Regions from separate parts of the Homo sapiens genome. Here region 2 is linked to region 1. Evidence: chromatin loops called from intact Hi-C (ENCODE). Cell type or tissue: heart left ventricle. All regions are shown on one strand.

Region 1 (5,000 bases):
AACTTGATTAACCCTGCTTTTCCAACTTCTACTGGGCCTCAGAAATGTTTTTCTCTTGTAATATCCATTAAAATCTTCAGGAGCTGATGTTCAGAGGAGCACGCCCATGAAGAAGATATTCTTTGTGACCTTTCTAACTCACATATTGTATTGCCCAAGAGGTGGGACCAGAACCCCAGAAGTCCTTAGGTCTTCCCTGAAATGCATTCTTCCTGGTAAACTGGTATTTGGGATGTTAAGTGTTCTGTGTGAGAATTGCCACATTCTAATCCCATTACCTTCCCTATCATTAAGGTAAGTGACAGCAATTCGAGTTCCCTGTCAGTTTAATTAGAGGAAGTGAAACACAATTACAGGGCATTAGTGGGCATTAGTGCAAGCCTGATGCAGGAGAGCAGCAGGCCCCGAGGGGCAAGCATAACAGCCGACCACAGGGGGAAAAATGCACTCTTCTCCTCTGATTCATTGAAAGTCTTAATTACAATGCTACTGTAGGGGGAAATTGTTTTATAAATGCCATTACAAACACAGTCTGATTGCAAAAATCTTTTTATCTAAAAACTAATTAAACCATTATTTCCTCTCAGATGACAATGGTAAGTGTAAGTTTTTCACTTATGAAAACAGTTACACAATCTTATGTTCCTCATATTTAGAGAGCATCTTTTTTTTAAAAGTGTCTACAGGCCAAAATGATTTTAGAAATTAGAAACACTATGAAGACCATAATAGAGTTGTTGTTGTTTTTTTTTTTTTTCCAAAAAACACAAACTATCATGTTGTAGGCAAAAGACAGTGTTTTTGCTAAAATGTAAAAATATAATGAGCTTATATGTGCCAGCTCATTTTGATGAGTACATTTTTAAAAAATCATGTAAAAAATAATTTACAAAATACTATTGCCAGATATGACAAAAACAAGATTTTACAACCTTTAAAATATAAGCTGTGAGAGGGCAAGCGGTTGTGTTTATGCAGGGCTGCACTGTCAGCATGTCAACAGTGAACAGTGGGTGCCTACTACTCATTCTTTGATGGGAAGAAAGCTACTCTCCAAGTGGCTTTGAAGTAGTCCCTTGAATTTCATGTTAGAAACAACTGGATATTAGAGTTGATTGGAATTGCACAGGTTTTCTTTGAACGATTTGATGTATGTAGATTAAGTTTTGAATAGATACGGTAAAGGTGGTGACAACAACCCCAAATAGATGCCATTTCCAATTACAGGGGAATGGGAAGAGGCACAAGGCCAGGTATGCAGGTATGTAGATAAAAAGAAAGAAGTGATGTTACATGAAGGCCAAACCCCACAGATGACTGGATTACAGTGTGTAGGAGCACGCTTTAGCCAATGCCACTAAATCGAGCTGTTACTATCGCATTTAACCCCATCACTAATCATAAACCCGAGTTTCTTCCCTGTTCTCCCCTCTAGAGCCCAGCTACATATCAAGGGAATCTTTCCCTTGCTTAGAAAAGATAAAACACTTTCTGCTTTAAGGAAAAGCTGATAGACTAAAAATCTGTGCAGAAGACACAGAGGTGATTATAAAAGGCTTATTTCCTTAACAAAAGGATTCTCTGCAGGCTTATTTTAAACAGTGAGCTTCTCTAATGAGTTGAAGTGTTTATTTACAGATCATCAATTACCTGGGGTGAGGAAAGAAAAGTATGAGGAGTGTCAGAGGGAAGATACAAAGTACTTAAATCAAGTAAATCATTAGGAGCCACTGACAAGTGAGGAACCATCAGAAAAAAAAAAAAAAAAAAAATTACTTTCTCTCAAATTATAATACAGACATCCATGGGAAACTTACTTTTAGAATACACAAACTGAAATTACACCCATAATTTTAGGAACGACTAAAATAAGGCAAAGAGTTTATATTTAATATTTTCAGGCTTCACCATCTCCTTTTTTGTAAACTGTGTTTTAAAAAGGGAAAGGAGAAAAGAGAAAAGAACATCTTGTTACAGAGGCTTTAATTTTAAAATTGACCCTTTCTATTGAACTCTGAAGAAGTGATCAGATAATTTATAAAAACACGCCTTCAAAAGTTTATTTTCCAAAGCTTTTTTCTCCAAGAGAATCATAGGCAAAACAGCAAGACAGGAGAACAGTTATTTTTAGCAATCTCAGTGGTACAGCTTTCTCCTGAGGCAAAACTTAAATCAGATAAGGGTCTCCGAGGACCTGAAAGGAAGGAAACCACCCACTTACTGTATTCAACTCAGTCCTCCCCACACAAACTCGATTTTAGAAACAGAATTAGAAAACATGTTAGAGAATATTTAAGGATGACACACTGCAGTAAACGCTAGGAACCACATTTCAACAACTGTTAGAGGCTATTACCACTCCCGTTGCATGCAAGAAAATTAGCTGTAATTGGGTAAGCGACACAAGTGTAGCACAGGAATGGGAATTGAACAGACACTTAATTAATGGTATTGGGAGAAGGGAAATGGGATTAATGAATGGTTGATATAAATTCCGTTTTGCTATTGGGTTAATCACTGGTCTCATGAAAATTTATTTCCTGGCTAAGATTTATAGCAGGGGTTTTAAATATTTTATTCCATTCTGAATAATTTCTAACTGGCATTGTAATTTCCAGAATCATACTAGCCACATTATTTATTGGTGTGTATACCTGCTACCCATATGCACGCACCATTATAAGAATGTGGCAGGACTCAATTCTAAGTACAGAAATCCTCACGCAAATAGAGGAGGATAGCTTTGATTCGACATCTTGTTTAATAATTAGGGCCTCACCAATGATTCATCACCACGAAGGTGATGAATTCCATGTCTGAAGAACAAAGCCCAATCTTAGCATTGTTTCAGTCACCAGAGCATTTACTGAGCCCGGCTTTATTTGAGAGAGCTGGTAAAATCATGTAGCATGCTTGAGATTTTTGAGTCTTTCAATCTTCAATTTAATTCTTATACTTAGCATTACCATGGAGCTATTTTTAGTTATTTTTGCTTTGCTTGTACTTTATCTCATGATATGTCAAATCTGTCAAATCGAAGTACCTCTGAATTCAAGCAATGGCATCATTTTTTTTTCTTCATGTTTTTAAAAATCATTTCTGAAGAAAAAATATTTCTGTGCTTGTTTTCCACCATATCTAAATTCATTTCTTGTACTTATATTTATTTTTGTATTAAAATGTATCTTGCAGGATTTTTTAAACCAAAATAATTATTTAGGACATGTCTTTATAAAAATACAATTTCTGAAAAATATATCTAGATGAATTAGTTAATAAGTTAGAACAGCTTGAATTTACTGTGACTTTTTTTTTTTTTTTTTTGAGACGATGTCTTGCTATGTTGCCCAGGCTAGAATGCCATGGTGCAGTGGTAATTCACAGGCCTGATATATAGCAAACCTAAGCCTCAAACTCCTGGACTGAAGCAATCCTCCTGGCTCAGCCTCCCAAGTAGCTGGGATTACAGGCATGCACCACCACGCCCAGTTCCTAACATTTATTGTTAATACTACTATGGAACAAGAACACATTGATAACAAGAGAATTCATACACAACATTTACAGAAAACTGGTTCTTATGGGTAAGACGTGCAGAGAGAGTAAATGTTCAACTCCAACCGATAAATGTAGAGCTGACACATTTTTGTTGCAAAAAGATTCTTGGCCTTGTAGAGAGAGACTCTTTTAAAAACGTTAAGTTTCCACTTAAATATTAGATTCATGTATTAACCAGTAAAGATATCTCATTTCTAGTAATTTCAGCATCTAAAATGACAAGTGAGTTTTGCACAGTTACTTTTCTTAGGCCCTGTGTGATGTGAAATAATTAAGAGTGTTATTACTCCCCTTTCACAGATGAGAAAAAAGATTCAAGAAGATTGAGTGGCTTCCTAAGATGTGTAAGGGTAAGCACAAATCAAAAAAGAAAAAGTAAATAATTCTCTCTGTTGAAAATAGAGAAGAGACCTCTCCCTCATCCTTTTTCTTGCTTTAGAAAACTTGTAAATTATTTTTCAGTCTCTTTGAAATGTATGTAAATCTTTTTCAAAGTTAAATAAGCCTCTTGCCAGCCTTATAATGGAGGAGTGTCTTTCTCAAGGACCTGGGAACTATCTCTTTGAAATGTTATCAAGGAAGAAAGCATCCTTATCAACCAGTTCTGTGGCAGGGGTAGGAACCTAACTTCATTTAGGTTCCTTTCTCCAAATTGCAAAACTGCCTCATGTCATAAAGATAAGAGTTTGTTTTTCTTTGAGACAAAGTCAATTAGCTAAAACAGATGGTCACCCTAATTACCAAGTGAATTCAGGTTGAACTGTGTGTGACAAATGGTGCTGTCAAGTCCTCTTACTAGAGGACTAGTTATAGTTTATCTTAAGAACATGTATGGGATGGGTTGCATCTATTTGGCTTTTTAAAAAGGTGTGATTTCTTTTTGTCTTTGCAATCTCTTAGTAGGCGGTCTATGATGCACATCATATTCTTGTTTAGTACTTATACAACAATGAAACCATTTTCTTTCTCTTCCACCTTCATGGAGAGGTTTTGGGGGGAAGGAGGAGATTTTGTTCTAAATTATATTTCCCCAACAGGTGACACACATAATAAACAACAGATGGAGTTCAGGCCTGGCCTCCAGAATCCATCCCTTGCACCTCCCTATTCATCACAGCTACTAATCCTGCTGTATTTTTCTAGTTGTGACCGTGTCATGTCATGATTTTTAAAATGTCCTTTTTTTGGGAACTGGTACTATGTGTCACCCAAATGGAAGTCAAACTACTGATGTGTTGTCTTAGAAATAAGAATAAGCCATTCAAGAAACTACATGTAGTTTGTGAACATTTACTTTAACCATACTCCTTAGGATTACCTTCACTTTATGAAACAAGAATGACAGTTTTTGTTGTTATATATTCAGAACCCAGTGAGCTACAATCCATTTTGCACCCACGCTGAGTAAAAAAACTAATATAATGGTGTGGCCCAAGTGAGGA
Region 2 (5,000 bases), 120 kb before region 1:
CAAACTATTCTGCAAAACAAATGAGTAAAGCATTTTTAAGATTCATTCATAGACCCATTATTATTATTATTGTTATTATTATTATTTAAGACGGAGTCTCGCTCTGTCACACAGGCTGGAATGCAGTGGCACAGTCTCGGCTCACTGCAAGCTCCACCTCCCAGGTTCACGCCATTCTCCTGCCTCAGCCTCCCGAGTAGCTGGGACTACAGGTGCCCACCACCTTGCCCGGCTAATTTTTTGTATTTTCAGTAGAGACAAGGTTTCACCGTGGTAGCCAGGATGGTCTCGATCTCCGGACCTAGTGATCCGCCCGCCTTGGCCTCCCAAAGTGCTGGGATTACAGGTGTGAGTCACTGCGCCCAGCCAGACCCATTATTTTGTTTAACAAAAACTTTCTGCCTTTGAATTATAAGTATGTACATTATCACAGAATGAGTTCCATGTTTATTATTTGGTATCAAAACAATGATAGCTGTCCTACAGCAATTTCTCAGGTTTGCATTCCTTTCTTGGAAACTGCTCCCCTTCTCCCTCCCATTCATGTGCTATAGACTAGGACAAAGGCTATTTCCTGTTCCATATGCATCAGAGGTTTGTTTACATATTTCAATCATATTCCTTTTTCGCCGAACAGCCAATGAGCCAAGTATTATTACTATTATTAATTTTAAGACACTAGACACTGTTTTCAGTCCCATTCTGCCCATATTCACTTATTCAACAGCTCTCTAATGCACACACACTATGTATCGGGTACATGCCCACATATACCTCTTTAACTGCTCTTTGTGGAACATCTGCTACATGTCTGGATTATCATAGGTACGTGTTATAAATCAGTATCACAAATCTTGCTTTAAATGTATTGACCACAAGCGCATTCAGAATTCCACACATAAGTGAGCATACTTTAAATTAAAAAAATTAAAAAACCAATGTTTGGTTTTCTATATATTTCTTGGTGGTTCCCAATACTTTGGTGGTACTTTATTTCTAACTCATAATGGACTAATGTCATTAGTGAACATTCTTCAATGACTCTTTTTATACAGCATAACTGACAGCCCAAAGAACATCATCTCATAATAATTTGTATTCTTTTTCCTTCAAGCAGCTACTTCACATTTACCCATGATGAAGTTCATTTATTGCCTTACAAATCCTTGCAAGGTTTTCTCTTCATTAGTTTTTGTCTGCTTGGCACCAAGCTACACTGTACAGCCCTGCACAGGTCTTTAAAAGACTGAAGTCTCACTATTCATTCTTCAGCACAGAGTACTTTTTCAGATGTTAAATAAAACATCCATGACTCAATTTATCAAATCACAGAATTTCCTATTTATCCCAATACTTTGTTTTCTGAACTGAAACCAACTCACCACTCATTTAAAATAAGTTTTTGGTAAAGAGTTGTGTCTTCCACCATTCTCCTTAGTTCATATATGGACTTATTTGTAAATTCAAAATATTCTGTAGATAAGATTCTCCATTTCAAAGTCTCTGTTTACTTGCACCCCTCTTCCAAGACAGGAACTCTGACTTTACATTTCAATGCCCAACACAGTGCCTGGTACATAGTAGGATTGAATGAGTTGAATTAAATACATTGAATCATGTAATTAAAATCTCACATTCAGTGCAGACCTGATCATCTTTGATGCACAATAAATAATCTACTTTTATTAAATATATACATATGTAAATATATATATATATATATAAAACAACAACATGACTCTAGATGGACAAAAAGAGACTGCAAATCATCTGATTAAAAGATATAAAATGCTGAAGGATAAGAATAGAAACATGTACACTTTTTCTGGTGTACTAGATGGGAATGAAAGAAAGAAGGGAGAGGGAAACAGACTTGAAAACTGATATATCATTTTAGGATGGCTGTAGGAAATGAACAAAAGGTACAAAATGTTCACTACTTCTAGAGCTCAGCTATGCTACTCTCTCAGAGACACTAATACTATTGTACAGCCATATATCAGTTTGCAAAAGCATGCCTGGTCCTCAGCCTCAGTGAGCCAAAATGAGATAGCTTTCAGGAACAAGGAGTGAAAGAGGAAGAAAGATAAGATCTACTAAAAAGTGTTCACAAAATCAAGTTCTTCCAGGAGCAGAGCCAGGGCAAGACAGGTAGTGTAAATGAAGGAAGTGGGCCTGAATTTCTGGAAGGCACCAGGGAATGGTGAGTATTGTGGAGAACAAGAAAGCAAGTTCTTGTTCTGAAGCGGGCACAACTATTGTTGCTGTGGAGGAAGACAGATGGGTGTTACCAGATCTTTGCATGTTTTTCAGATATCAGATTGCATATTTGTATGTAAAAAATCTCCTGATTTTTAAATGTTGGCAACTAGTAGAAAATATGAACATCATGGAGATTGACACTGTGGAATCAAAAAATAATACACCTTCTAGCTTAATTTGGCCAGTAGCTCCCTGTTACATTAGCAACCATTTCTCTAGATGAAGGGTCAGCAAGCTATGGCCCTTGGATTAAAGCTAGCCTGCTGCCTCTTTTTGTAAATACAGTTTTCTTGGAACACAGCCATTCTCATTCATTTACCTATTGTCTATAGTTGCTTTCACATTACAATGGCAAAGTTGAGCAGTTGTGACAGACTGTCCGTCTCATAACGCCTAAAATGATCACAATAGGCCCTTTCCAGAAAGCTAGCTGACCCCTGCTCTAAATATTCCTTTTTCAGCCACCACCTACCAGTACCAGGAACTGTACTCCTGTAATTACCACGCATGTCAAGAGACCCTTTAAAAGTTAGAGTTTCCTTATTGGAGGGATTACATGAAGCTCACACTCAGCCACTTAGGTTTCAAGGTGTTCCCAGATGAAAATTCTGGCCCAGATTCATGTCTGACAGACTTTTGGGAGGAGGAGGAGGAGGATTGGATCACCAGATTAATCAAAGTCTGTTGCCTTTATTTCTAAAGACTATTACATGACTGAAGTAATTAAATTAAATTAAATTAAATTAAATTAAATTAAGACCTTGGGAAATACAATTCTAAGTCTTAACATTTTGCATATGTTGTTAAATGTCCATGATTCATAGCAAATGAGATCTATTTACTGGAAGTAATCTCCCCGATATGGCCATCTAAACTTGGTTCTCCATCAGATATATTCTTGGGAAATTACAATTGTTTTTTCCAACAAGTAGACACTTGTTTACCTTCTAGGTTTGTGGAAGGCATGAAGTCCTTTATAGTATCATTTTTTTTCTTATTTAATATTTACTGTCATATATGTTTGCATGATTAAAAGGAGGCATTAAACCTTGGTTCTTAATTATAATCCGTGATCCATAGAGGCTGCAAAGCAAAAGCTCAACAAGTTTGTAGTCCTTAATAATAGACGACTGCTTTGTTTCTATCTGAAAGATGATGTTCCCTGTACTAAGAAGCAGAATAAGACGAAAAACTCTGAGGTCCTTTGACTGGTGAGGGTCCAATAAGAAGGTCAGGTTTAACATCCTTCTAGTGTTAGACCAATCTGTTTACCAAGCGATTGTACCACTTGTTAAGAAGCATAATTTCCTCTGATTAGGTACTTCTGTTAAAACAAACATTATTCATACTAATAATACCTGTCATGTATTAAGCCTTTACCGTGCACCAAACACTTTTAAGTTCCTGACTGAATTATCTAATTAGTTCCCTTAACAACAACCCTATGAAGCAGGTACTATTATTATCACCATTTTACAAACGAGGAACTTGGGAATGGGGTGTTAAGTCAATGTATACAATACCCCAAAGAAATGAGAACAGACATATTTGTACCACGACTCCTCTGCCATTAGACACTTAAACATGATTTGAGTATAAGGAAGCACAAAATAATAGAGATTACTTTCACAGCTAAACTTCTCTCTTGCACTAATTTAGCCACCAGAGTTACTGTCATTCTTGCAGGTTTCTGGCATATAATTTGGCATTTTACCTCAACCAAGGTATATTAGTAATGAAAAGGAATGTCCAGGTAACCAAATGTGGCTCAGTTTTCAACTAATTAGTAGCTTGGATGGACATTGCATTTTGCAAAACTCAGAAGTGGCTCAAAAGATGCTTAGGTTTAGAGCTAGAAAATACATTTCACTCACCTGTTCACCCACCTGAACGTAAATGAATTCCTTGGTGTGGGATTCCTAGGAGTCATTTATTTATCGCAACTATCTTATTAAAGTGCTTTCCTACACATTTATTTCTCTAGGTATAAAAGCCATGTCAGGGAAAAATAGAGGGTCCTTTTAGACACATTTGGCAAATGAGAAAACTAGCATATAGAGGTGATAAGTGAATGGCTTGCTGTCATGTGATAATTAGCGTAAAAGCTTGCAAAGGGAAGCTCAGACTTCTACCTCCAATCAACAGAGCATCCTAATTTTAGGTAGGAAAGGTTCTGAATTATTAAAGACATCTCACATAAGCCCTGGATTGAAAATTCAAGATGCCAATTTAAGATTACAAAATTTTACATCAATAGGTTCAGGTCGCACAATAGGCCTAGTTTTCTCACAAGCAACGATACTTACATCTCATAGACTGGGGCAAGTCTGCAAACTTACCAGTCCTACTCCATGATGAGATAAACATAGGAATTGGGTGTAAAGATTTGGAAACTCTTACAGGAATATTAGACACTAATTTCATGTCTGTTAAATCTAATTTTTAAAATTGGGGCTTTTATTTTATAGGTCTGAAAAAAATACCATTCATCTAGATTTTATAATAAATTTTAAAATTATCTTTTTTTACATTTTAAAAATAAAACACTGTGCCTTCTCACCTCTGGTAGATGAAAAGCATTGAGTTAGAGCTCTTTGTCCAATTCCATGTAGGAAAATGCATAAAATTTTTCATTTTGTCAACTTTTAAAACTTTAATTTGTGGGAAAAATAAATTATAAATTATATTAACATGCAAATAATGGGTAAGGTTTACATTTTATTTTTTATTGGGCATAT

Evidence for each region. Peaks named below come from ENCODE experiments on the same cell type or tissue, not always from the same donor. Only the 100,000 strongest peaks of a DNase experiment are listed, where the experiment ranks them.
Region 2: a loop joins it to region 1, with 21 times the contacts of the local background. A loop is called at or near these places in 5 of 110 quality-filtered maps.

What each region holds. Positions count from the first base shown.
Region 1 is chr2:80,361,329-80,366,328 of GRCh38, reverse strand. The region is part of intron 7 of CTNNA2 (catenin alpha 2); the gene reads right to left. LOC105374824 (a long non-coding RNA gene) reads left to right here and starts at 2,282. Exons shown (of 3, transcript XR_940286.3): 1 at 2,282-2,393; 2 at 3,859-3,908. RefSeq lists enhancers at 39-556, 858-1,643. In heart left ventricle, no CTCF peak of the experiment used is centred here; no DNase peak of the experiment used is centred here; H3K4me3 peaks cover 363 bases; H3K27ac peaks cover 665 bases.
Region 2 is chr2:80,480,093-80,485,092 of GRCh38, reverse strand. All of the region lies in intron 9 of CTNNA2 (catenin alpha 2), which reads right to left. Among named protein-coding and RNA genes, the nearest start is that of LRRTM1, 180 kb to the right of the region's middle. RefSeq lists a silencer at 2,123-2,323. In heart left ventricle, no CTCF peak of the experiment used is centred here; no DNase peak of the experiment used is centred here; H3K27ac peaks cover 312 bases.